Linked DNA regions of Homo sapiens: region 2 is linked to region 1. Evidence: chromatin contacts called from ENCODE Hi-C data. All regions are on one chromosome and are shown on one strand. Each heading gives the region's core, a stretch centred on a gene start or an enhancer-like site at or near the end of the contact. The rest is flanking DNA. Distances are from core to core; before and after follow the strand shown.

Region 1 (4,362 bases), core at 331-2,830:
TCCTCTCAGTAATACAGCACTTTCTTCAGCCTACATTCTTCTAATGGCAGGATTGGAAAGGCAATACTTTCCCCAAACTCATCATCTTATCAAAACCATCTGCCACCAAGATCATCAGGACTAAGCTCATTATGCTGTTTACAGCCATCACCACCACAAGCCCAAGACCACCCACTTTTAATCATGAACAGACAAGCAAAGACTGTCAGACATCTGAAGACTGCCTCGAGGTCAGACTCGTGACACCTGAGGCAGCACCATTCACTCAGTTTTGGGAACAAAAAACTTGGAATCCTCTTTCACCGTCATTCACTTGGTCAGTCACCAAGCTCTGTTCATCCCGCCTTCTAAGTATTCCCCAGGGCCCCCACTTCTCTCCATGCCCACTCTCCGTGCCACTGGTAACCTGCGTTTCTATCATCCCTCATTCTGATACTCTATCCCTCCAGCTCTCTGCGCAAAAACTGATCATACTGGCCGGGCACAGTGGCTCATGCCTGTAATCCCAGCACTTTGGGAGACCGAGGTGGGCGCATCACGAGGTCAAGAAATGAGACCACCCTCGCCAACATGGTGAAACCCCATCTCTCCTAAAAATACAAAAAATTACCTGGGCGTGGTGGCGCGCGCCTGTAGTCCCAGCTACTCGAGGTGCTGAGGCAGGAGAATCGCTTGAACCCGGGAGGCGGAGGTTGCAGTGAGGAGAGATCGCGCCATTGCATTCCAGCCTGGCGATATAGCCAGACTCCGTCTCAAAAAAAACAAAACAAAACAAAAAACTGATCATACCACTTGCCTGATTAAAAACTTTCGATGACTCTAACATTGCCTTTAGGTAAATGCCATCCAAACTCACTAAACTGGTTTCCAACCCGTTTCTGAAAGCACCTTAATCTCTCCCCACTTCCTCTGCTCATTCATCCATACCTACTGCCTCCTCACTGCTATGTCCTCTCTCCTGACCCGGCACTTGCTCTTTCCCAGTCCTAGAAGGCTCTTCTCTTCCAGTTCCCACTGCCCTTTTCCCTTTCCTGGCTAATCCCATACTCATCCTTCTTGTCTCAACCTAGTGGTCCTTAAGGAAGCTTTGCTGACCCCCGACACCGAGCGGGCGTCCCTCCTGTGTAGCACTGTGTTAGCCCTACCAAGTCAAGGCTCTCCTTGCCTGTTTCCTGCCGGAACCATGTCTTTTTACTTCACTCCTGTCTCCTCAGCATTCCAGCACAGTGCTGGGTACATAACAGGTGCTCAAGACAAGTTTGTGGAATGACTAATGAGTGAATAAATCATTAACCAAACACCTTGGATCTCCTACTACATCATTTGCAAAAAAAAAAAAATGTTTAATAGAAATTAAAATGGACCCAGTGAGCTAGAGTGTGTGACCCTGCTTAAAAACGACAGAGTGGTTCTGAGAAGCAGTCCCAGCCTAGGAACCCGGGGATCCGGCCTGTGGACCCACGGGCAGGGCCTGCGGGGTGCACCGGCGCTTTCGGGCGGAAGGCGGGGCCTCCCGGCCAGTGACCCCGCCCCGAGGCGCCTCCCGGGCGGGGAAGGGCGGGGCTCGCGCTGGGAAACTCCCCTTCCAAGGCCGAGGCGCCGCTGCGCGTCCTCCAGGCGTGGTGGTGGGGTCGTGGGTCCCAGCCCAGTGGTCCAGGTCACGGGCCGCACGGCCGCGGCCGCCATCTTGCCCGCGTCCGGGCTCCTGCGGCGGGCGGGGCGGTGTCCCGGCCGGAAGCGGCTGTGCGGCGGCCGCGCTGCCACCTCAGGTCAGTGAGCGCGACCCGGTTCGCGTCTCGACTCTCGGGAGCGCCGCGGCCGCAGCGAGGGGCCGGAGATAGCCTAGTTGAAAGGCCCGGGCGTCTCGGCGGGGAGCGCGTTCCGCGCTGTAGGGTAATCGCGCCGGGCGGCCGGCCGCCTGGCCGGGCCTCAGCGGGAGCCACCGGGGGCTGCGGGCGGCCGTGGGACCTGCGGAGACCTCCTCGGGGCGCAGGGAACACGCTACAGCCTTCGCCGCGGCGGGCTTGTGGGGAGCGGCGTCCCAGCCTTTCCCGGGAGGCTCAGCCAGGTGCCTGGAGCGGGAGAGTCGGACTCAGATTCCTGCTTTACCTAGAATAGCAACGTGCCCTGTTCCCGTTGTACCCTCTTAAATACTATACTTCTTAAACGGCCTGTCTCCCGGTGAGCTCTGTTCTCTTCTCATATGAGTAATGAAAATTAAGAGGATGAATGAAACCTCACACATGTTGTGGACTTTGCTGAATAGGTTAGCAAATGACTGCAGGCCTTTTGTATATTTTAAGGGAAATTTGGATATGTGCAGTGCATCTCCTCGAAGATGCTGATGGTGGAAATTTCTTGAAACCGCTCTCGTAATTTGCCACGGTAAGAAAAGTAAAAGACAACATCAAAAAGCATGTGGTTGGATCCTTTGTACACTGAGTAGTATTTTAATGTGTTGGACTTCACTGTCCAGTAGCCACATGGGATTGAGATGTGCTATAAGTGTAAAATACACATCGGATTTCCCAGAGTTGGTGCCAAAAAAACGTAAAAATCCTCAATAATTTTTGCATTGATTACATATTGAAAGGATAATGCTGTTGATATGTTGGCTAAATAAAATGTGTTTTTAAATTTCATTCCACCTAATTTTACTTTTTAAATGTGGCTACTAGAAATTTTTAAATCATATGGCTCACACTGTATTTCTTTTGGACAGTGCTGTTGCAAATATTCTGGTGAATGAACACAGAATCAGCATGGCTTTCCTTTGCTGAGAAATCACTGATGGGAAGTGAGACTTGTTAAACTTGAAAGGTGAGGATATAAATACAAGCTGTAATTATTGCAGACCGCACCCCTTCTACACCTAATTTTTTAATGTCTCCAAAATTTGGAAAAAACATTAACTTTCAGGGCTGATTAAGGGAATGGTAGTAATACTAACATCTGTGTGATGTGAAGAGCTCATTTCAGTTGATTGTCACAGCTTTGTGAGATGGAAATGGGATAGATTTTATCTCGGTTTTATGGTTTTGGAGTATTACAAGATTTGTTAGGATCTGAGCTGGGGAGTGGCTGTAGGATTTCTGACTCTAGATTGTTTTCTTTACACCAGATTCTTGGTGATGTATGTTCATGAGCAAGGAACTGTTTATCCTGTATATTACATGGTGAAAAAAAATACACTTCTTAAAAGGGTGGACATAGATGCACCTCTCTATACAGGGCTACTCTTATGATGTGCAACCTGTGCAGTAGCACAGAGCCCAGCATTTAGAATGGCTAGCACTTAGTTTAATGGCCAGTCTGCTGTCACTGTCTGGACATTGTAAATAATTTTTAAATGAGGGGCCCTGCATTGTTATTTTGCACCACGTCCTGCATATCGTGTAGCTGATCCTTTTCTTTGCAGTAATCTAGGACGGAAGTTGAGAGACCTTGGATAACCACCCAAACATCTGGTCTTCACTTTACTCCTTTGTGAAATTAGAAGATTTAGCTAGTCTTTTTCTCTCAAGTTTTGATTCTGTATGAATTACTGTCATCAGATTTTGTGGATGGCAATAGAAGTATTTTAGGTGCATAACATGGGAAGAAATGCTGATATTCTCCGTTGAGAGTCATGTAAATCAAAGTTTTAAATTTTATGCTAAAACTCGTATTTTATGTTTTGTAAGATGGATTTTTCTTTGTGGCATCAAGATTGCTTACCATAGACCATTGGTATAAAGAGTCGGGTTGTGGAATGAAAGCCTAGATAAAAAGTGTGTTTATTTAAACATTGATTTTTCAATGAGATGGGAAAATGGCCCAGATCTCATGATGTCTCCAATTAAGAGATTTCCTTTGTGGGGGTATGAGTATGAACCCTTATTTGGCAGTATCTGTTCCTCTTTGCTGTCGTAGCTGCTTCCTGTTACGTGAGGTGCCCCTCTTCCTCCTCATTCTTAAATTTTGAAACTCTTTTTAAGGTTGGACTTAATTTTATCACTACAGTGCAGGTTTTTTTTAGACCAGAGACTTCATCGGCTCATGTTTGCTGCTGTGTTCCCAGCTTCATAACCATGCCTAGAACATAGAAGGTGCCCAATCAATAGTCACAGAATAAATGAAAGTATAATAGCAGACATTTAAATCTTGGCCGGAGCCAGCCTCTCCTAGGGAGCGTAGAAGTGGAAGCATGAGGAAATAGGTAAAACTTGGAGATAGCAGTTGTGAGAAGTGTCAGAGGGATCATTCAGCACATGCATTTATTTAACAAATGTTTATTAACTTCCTACTAAGTGCCTAGCACTGTACTGGGGACTAGAGGTACAATGGAACACCAAAAATACTTCACCTGCTCTCATGGAGTGT
Region 2 (4,390 bases), core at 177-2,676, 5.1 Mb after region 1:
ACTGGACACTCAATCAAAATACTCCTGTCTCACTCCAGCACATACAAATGGTGTAGTTGAATGGTATATTGGAAATTATATCTATTGCAATTAAAATTGTGTGAGCAATTTGAAAGAAAAGAAAAAAAGAAACATCCCTTTCATCTTTCAGAGTGTATTTCCTTATGTGTCAAACTGGAATATTTCTATCTGTGGCCAGTTCCCCGGGATGCTGCTAGAAACACGTGAGACAGCGCGTTCATTTGCTCTACAAAAAGCGAATGAAGGCGCAGTTACCAGGCCAGTCAACCCAGGCTGTTTAAGGTCAACTACTGGGGGACTTCCACGTCACCTCGATATATACGTAACGCGTGTGTGCCGTAACCCGTGAACTATGGAATCCCTAACCGCGAATCACGTGGCTGCTGCCCCGCGGACGCCCTAGACGACGTGAGGGAAGGCGGTGCCGGGCGGGGCCTGTGCCAGGCTGGCGGGCCGCCGCAGACAGAGCTACCCGGAGCAACCGTTCAGGGGTGAGGCCGGAAGTCCCATCCGACCTCGCGGGCAGCCAGCGCTAGGCCGATTCGAACTCGACCTTGTTTTGGCGTTGCTAGGAGACGCGGCTCCTGCGCGCCCCCTACAGGCCGGCGCCCGGGCGGCGCGCGGGCAGGGGGCGGGGACTGTCGCGTGGAGCTGCCGGGCGAGCACCGTTAGGGCAGCCTGGCGCGCGGCGCCCGCCAGGCGCCCAGTCCTCTGCCATCGCCCACGCCTCCCTGGTGCCAGGGAACAGGTATCAGCGCGCCTCCCCAGCGGCTGGGAGAGACGCTGAATGAAGAAGAGGGAAGGACGGTTAGTCAGGTGAGCCGCGGCGGGGTGGGCGGCCGGGGCGGCCACGCCCTGCCGAGGGAGAAGAGCCGGTCGTGTGCGGAGGGACAGGGTGAAGGGATCCCACTTCGGGGAGGATGGGCTTATCCCGGCGGGCGCGCCAGGTGGGATCTCTAGCGCCTCAGGGGCCCGCGCGGCAACAGCCGGCACCCTCGGGCCCGCGGACAAAGGGTTAACGCGTTGGCAGTGACTGCGGGCCCCGGATGTGAGAGCCTTGGCTTGACGCCCTGGCTGCGCTGCAGGTGCGCCGGGCCGAACGGAGCCGGCAGCCTGGCGGCGACCTGACCGCCCGAGGCTCCCCTTCACCTGCAGCGGCTGCTCGGCTCCCTCTGGGAACGCCGCCTTTTCTAACTTAAGGGCAACAGGTGGTGCCGGTGGACCGAGAGAGAGCTCAGCTCCGCCGCGCTGGGAGCGGCAGTTACCCTCACCAATTAGGGAGCGGGGGCGGGAGTTGCATGGCTTCCCTGATGCGGGTGACCAATGGGATTTGGGATCATGAGTGGACCGGGAGGAGTGGGCGTGGTCGGAGTCTGAGTCCAAGGTTTCTCGTGCGGCAACTGCCAGAGCTGCTTGGAGAGCTAAGCTGGAAGGGTGCTTATCCCTGCGTAGAAACGCCTGCCAATGCTTTCTCATTTGGACCCAGACTCCAGATCGGGAGGTGAGAACGTTGTTATTTTGCAAGGGGTAGGAGGTAATAGTGATCTTGGGTATGCTGTTAAGCATGTGGAATTAGATTCCGAAGATAGGACTATCTGCTATGAGTTTTCTGCCAGATAGGCACTTTGTGGTTACGGCCACTTAGACCAGATACTGGTGACTGGGTTCTTTCCAGAATGAGGTCTTTGAGGTTTGGGGACCCAGGAGAAAAACGTACATATTACTGCAATTTAAGTAAACCAGATAATTTCAATCACTGTTATTCCATCGTTTGTCTTGGACTGTGTGTGTTTTCATGTACGTTTCATATCTCGTCTGGTTTGTTTAGCGCAGCAAGTTATAGTAAGTTCTTCGTGTTGTTTATTTTAGCAAAGTAGAGCAAACCTGTTTTAATGTATTATTTCGGGAGAATAACTTATTCCTTCTTCCGTCTCCCAGCAGTCTTATAGCTGGATCAGCTACCAAGAGAAGTTGTAAACCAAGAAGAGAAAAGCATTTCAATTTGGGACATTTATTTGCACCTGGAAATGGGGAATGGGCTGTCAGACCAGACTTCTATCCTGTCCAACCTGCCTTCATTTCAGTCTTTCCACATTGTTATTCTGGGTTTGGACTGTGCTGGAAAGACAACTGTCTTATACAGGCTGCAGTTCAATGAATTTGTAAATACCGTACCTACCAAAGGATTTAACACTGAGAAAATTAAGGTAACCTTGGGAAATTCTAAAACAGTCACTTTTCACTTCTGGGATGTAGGTGGTCAGGAGAAATTAAGGCCACTGTGGAAGTCATATACCAGATGCACAGATGGCATTGTATTTGTTGTGGACTCTGTTGATGTCGAAAGGATGGAAGAAGCCAAAACTGAACTTCACAAAATAACTAGGATATCAGAAAATCAGGGAGTCCCTGTACTTATAGTTGCTAACAAACAAGATTTGAGGAACTCATTGTCACTTTCAGAAATTGAGAAATTGTTAGCAATGGGTGAACTGAGCTCATCAACTCCTTGGCATTTGCAGCCTACCTGTGCAATCATAGGAGATGGCCTAAAGGAAGGACTTGAGAAACTACATGATATGATCATTAAAAGAAGAAAAATGTTGCGGCAACAGAAAAAGAAAAGATGAATATCAATACCTATTATATCTGTGTGGAGTAGGTTTTCTCTGGTCTGATTTTGACAAATAGAAGAGTGTCTACAGCGTGGTTTGCCTGTCTGCCCTCCTGGATGCTATTAAAGCTTTGTTTTGTTGAACAATCAGATGCCCAACTCTGTTGCCTTGTGGAAGATGAGTAAATGCAGTGCTTCTTAAAGTGGTCTCTTCTCCCTACCCCACAAATCTTTTGGTACTACCATTTGGGGAAGCCAAGCAAGGATAGTAAATTGACCAGAACACAGTTGTGGGAATTTGGTCTGAAGTTAGTGAAATAAAACTTTAAAGAGTGTCTGCCTAGTGTTTTGTGCTTACATCTTTCGGGGGGAAGCCTTTGCAAGAAAATTGCATACAAGGCTTTGTAACGATCAAGTGCTAATCGATGGAAATGTTAAGGTAGATTAACATATATGCAGTTATATTGATCACATTGGTCCAACCAGTCCTTTTTTGAAGTAAGGGACAAGGAGTAAGTATTTTCTTTTTTAAGTTTCTGCCAAATGATTTTTGACGCTTTCTGGAATCAAGTAATTTAATAGTATAGCTTAATTCTAGACAATGTTTAAGTTGGTCTACCTTTATTAAAAATAAGATATTTGGGGTATATTCAAGTGCATGGATTAGTTTTCCTGACAAAGCATGTTTTGGTGTGTAGTCTTACTTTTTAGAAATAGCTATGCATCGTTCTACACAGGTTTAAAACAACTTTTTTGGGGATTTAGGGCTATTATAGGAATAGTTTGTTGTCAGAAGCACTTTCACTTGAAGAACCTAAAATGATTGACTCATTCATAGTAAATATGGGCATGTAAACTAATAAATATGCACTGGATACATATATGGATTTATGAAGAAGGCGATTTAGTCAAGAGGATGTAATTAAAATATGTGGTCTCTAAAATATTCCAGTTACAAGATATTTGTTTTATTAATATTTGCTGGCTAAAAACAAATGTGGTTTTTATATATTTTTGTAGTGTGTTGAGAAGAGCAAAAGCTTTATAAATATACCTGATGCGCTGTAGAATGAAAATGTAAAAGATAACCTGTATGTGTTCCGAGCTTTAATTTTTTGTTTACAAATTGAACAGTGTTACATGGGCTGTCCAGTCCTGATTATAGAGAGGAAGAAATGGTAACAGTATGGCAGATAAGAATTACAATTATAGAAAATGAGGGGAAAATAACAAACCTGTTTTATGAAAATTCACTGGTGCTGTTTACATTGGAATAAAAAGCTCTATAAGGAGGAAAGGCCTTTATCTAATTCTTATCTACAGACACTTACTTCCAGTGACCATATTTTACTAAATCAGCTTATTTTTTATGTCTAAAGCAACAGCTGTTCTGAAAAATCACCAAAAGAAATGCACTTTGCTAGCAGGATTTGTTTTGGCTTTGGGTTTTGTTTTTTTGTTTTTTTTTTTTTTCAGTGGCATAACAGTTTTTGGAACCTTGATTCTTGTGTCACACAAAATGAATGAAGTAGCTTGATGTGGAGCCTTCATATGTTAAATATTCCTGCACTAGTGATGGTCACTTAGAATGTTTATAGAAATGTGGATAATAACTACCAATAAACTACTTGAGGCACTAGGAGAACAGTATTTGACTTTGAATTTTAATGTATTTCCACTTTTGCTGAAGCTTTTAATCAGATGTGTAAAAACAATTGACCAGCTAGGCTATTTAGTCCCATAGTAGTTCAGATC

Evidence for each region. Hi-C counts contacts between places; a loop is a spot of excess contacts on that map. Pooled maps may share reads with other maps.
Region 2: a map of B cell shows a loop between it and region 1 (34-fold over the local background). The contact joins the promoter of ARL4A here to the promoter of MIOS in region 1. A Hi-C loop is called at or near these places in 2 of 168 maps with a recorded cell type or tissue (B cell and CD8-positive, alpha-beta T cell) and 7 of 50 pooled maps.

Annotation. Positions count from the first base shown.
Region 1 is chr7:7,565,304-7,569,665 of GRCh38, forward strand. It overlaps MIOS (meiosis regulator for oocyte development), which reads left to right and starts at 1,581. Exons shown (of 13, transcript NM_019005.4): 1 at 1,581-1,769; 2 at 2,304-2,385; 3 at 2,723-2,820. It overlaps MIOS-DT (MIOS divergent transcript), which reads right to left and starts at 762. Exons shown (of 5, transcript NR_110084.1): 1 at 611-762. RefSeq lists a silencer at 1,402-2,051 and enhancers at 2,302-2,371, 3,949-4,008.
Region 2 is chr7:12,686,207-12,690,596 of GRCh38, forward strand. ARL4A (ARF like GTPase 4A) reads left to right here and starts at 1,427. Exons shown (of 2, transcript NM_005738.5): 1 at 1,427-1,522; 2 at 1,960-4,390. The coding sequence starts at 2,049. The coding sequence ends at 2,651. It also overlaps the pseudogene LOC100505995. RefSeq lists silencers at 462-741, 942-991 and an enhancer at 936-1,472.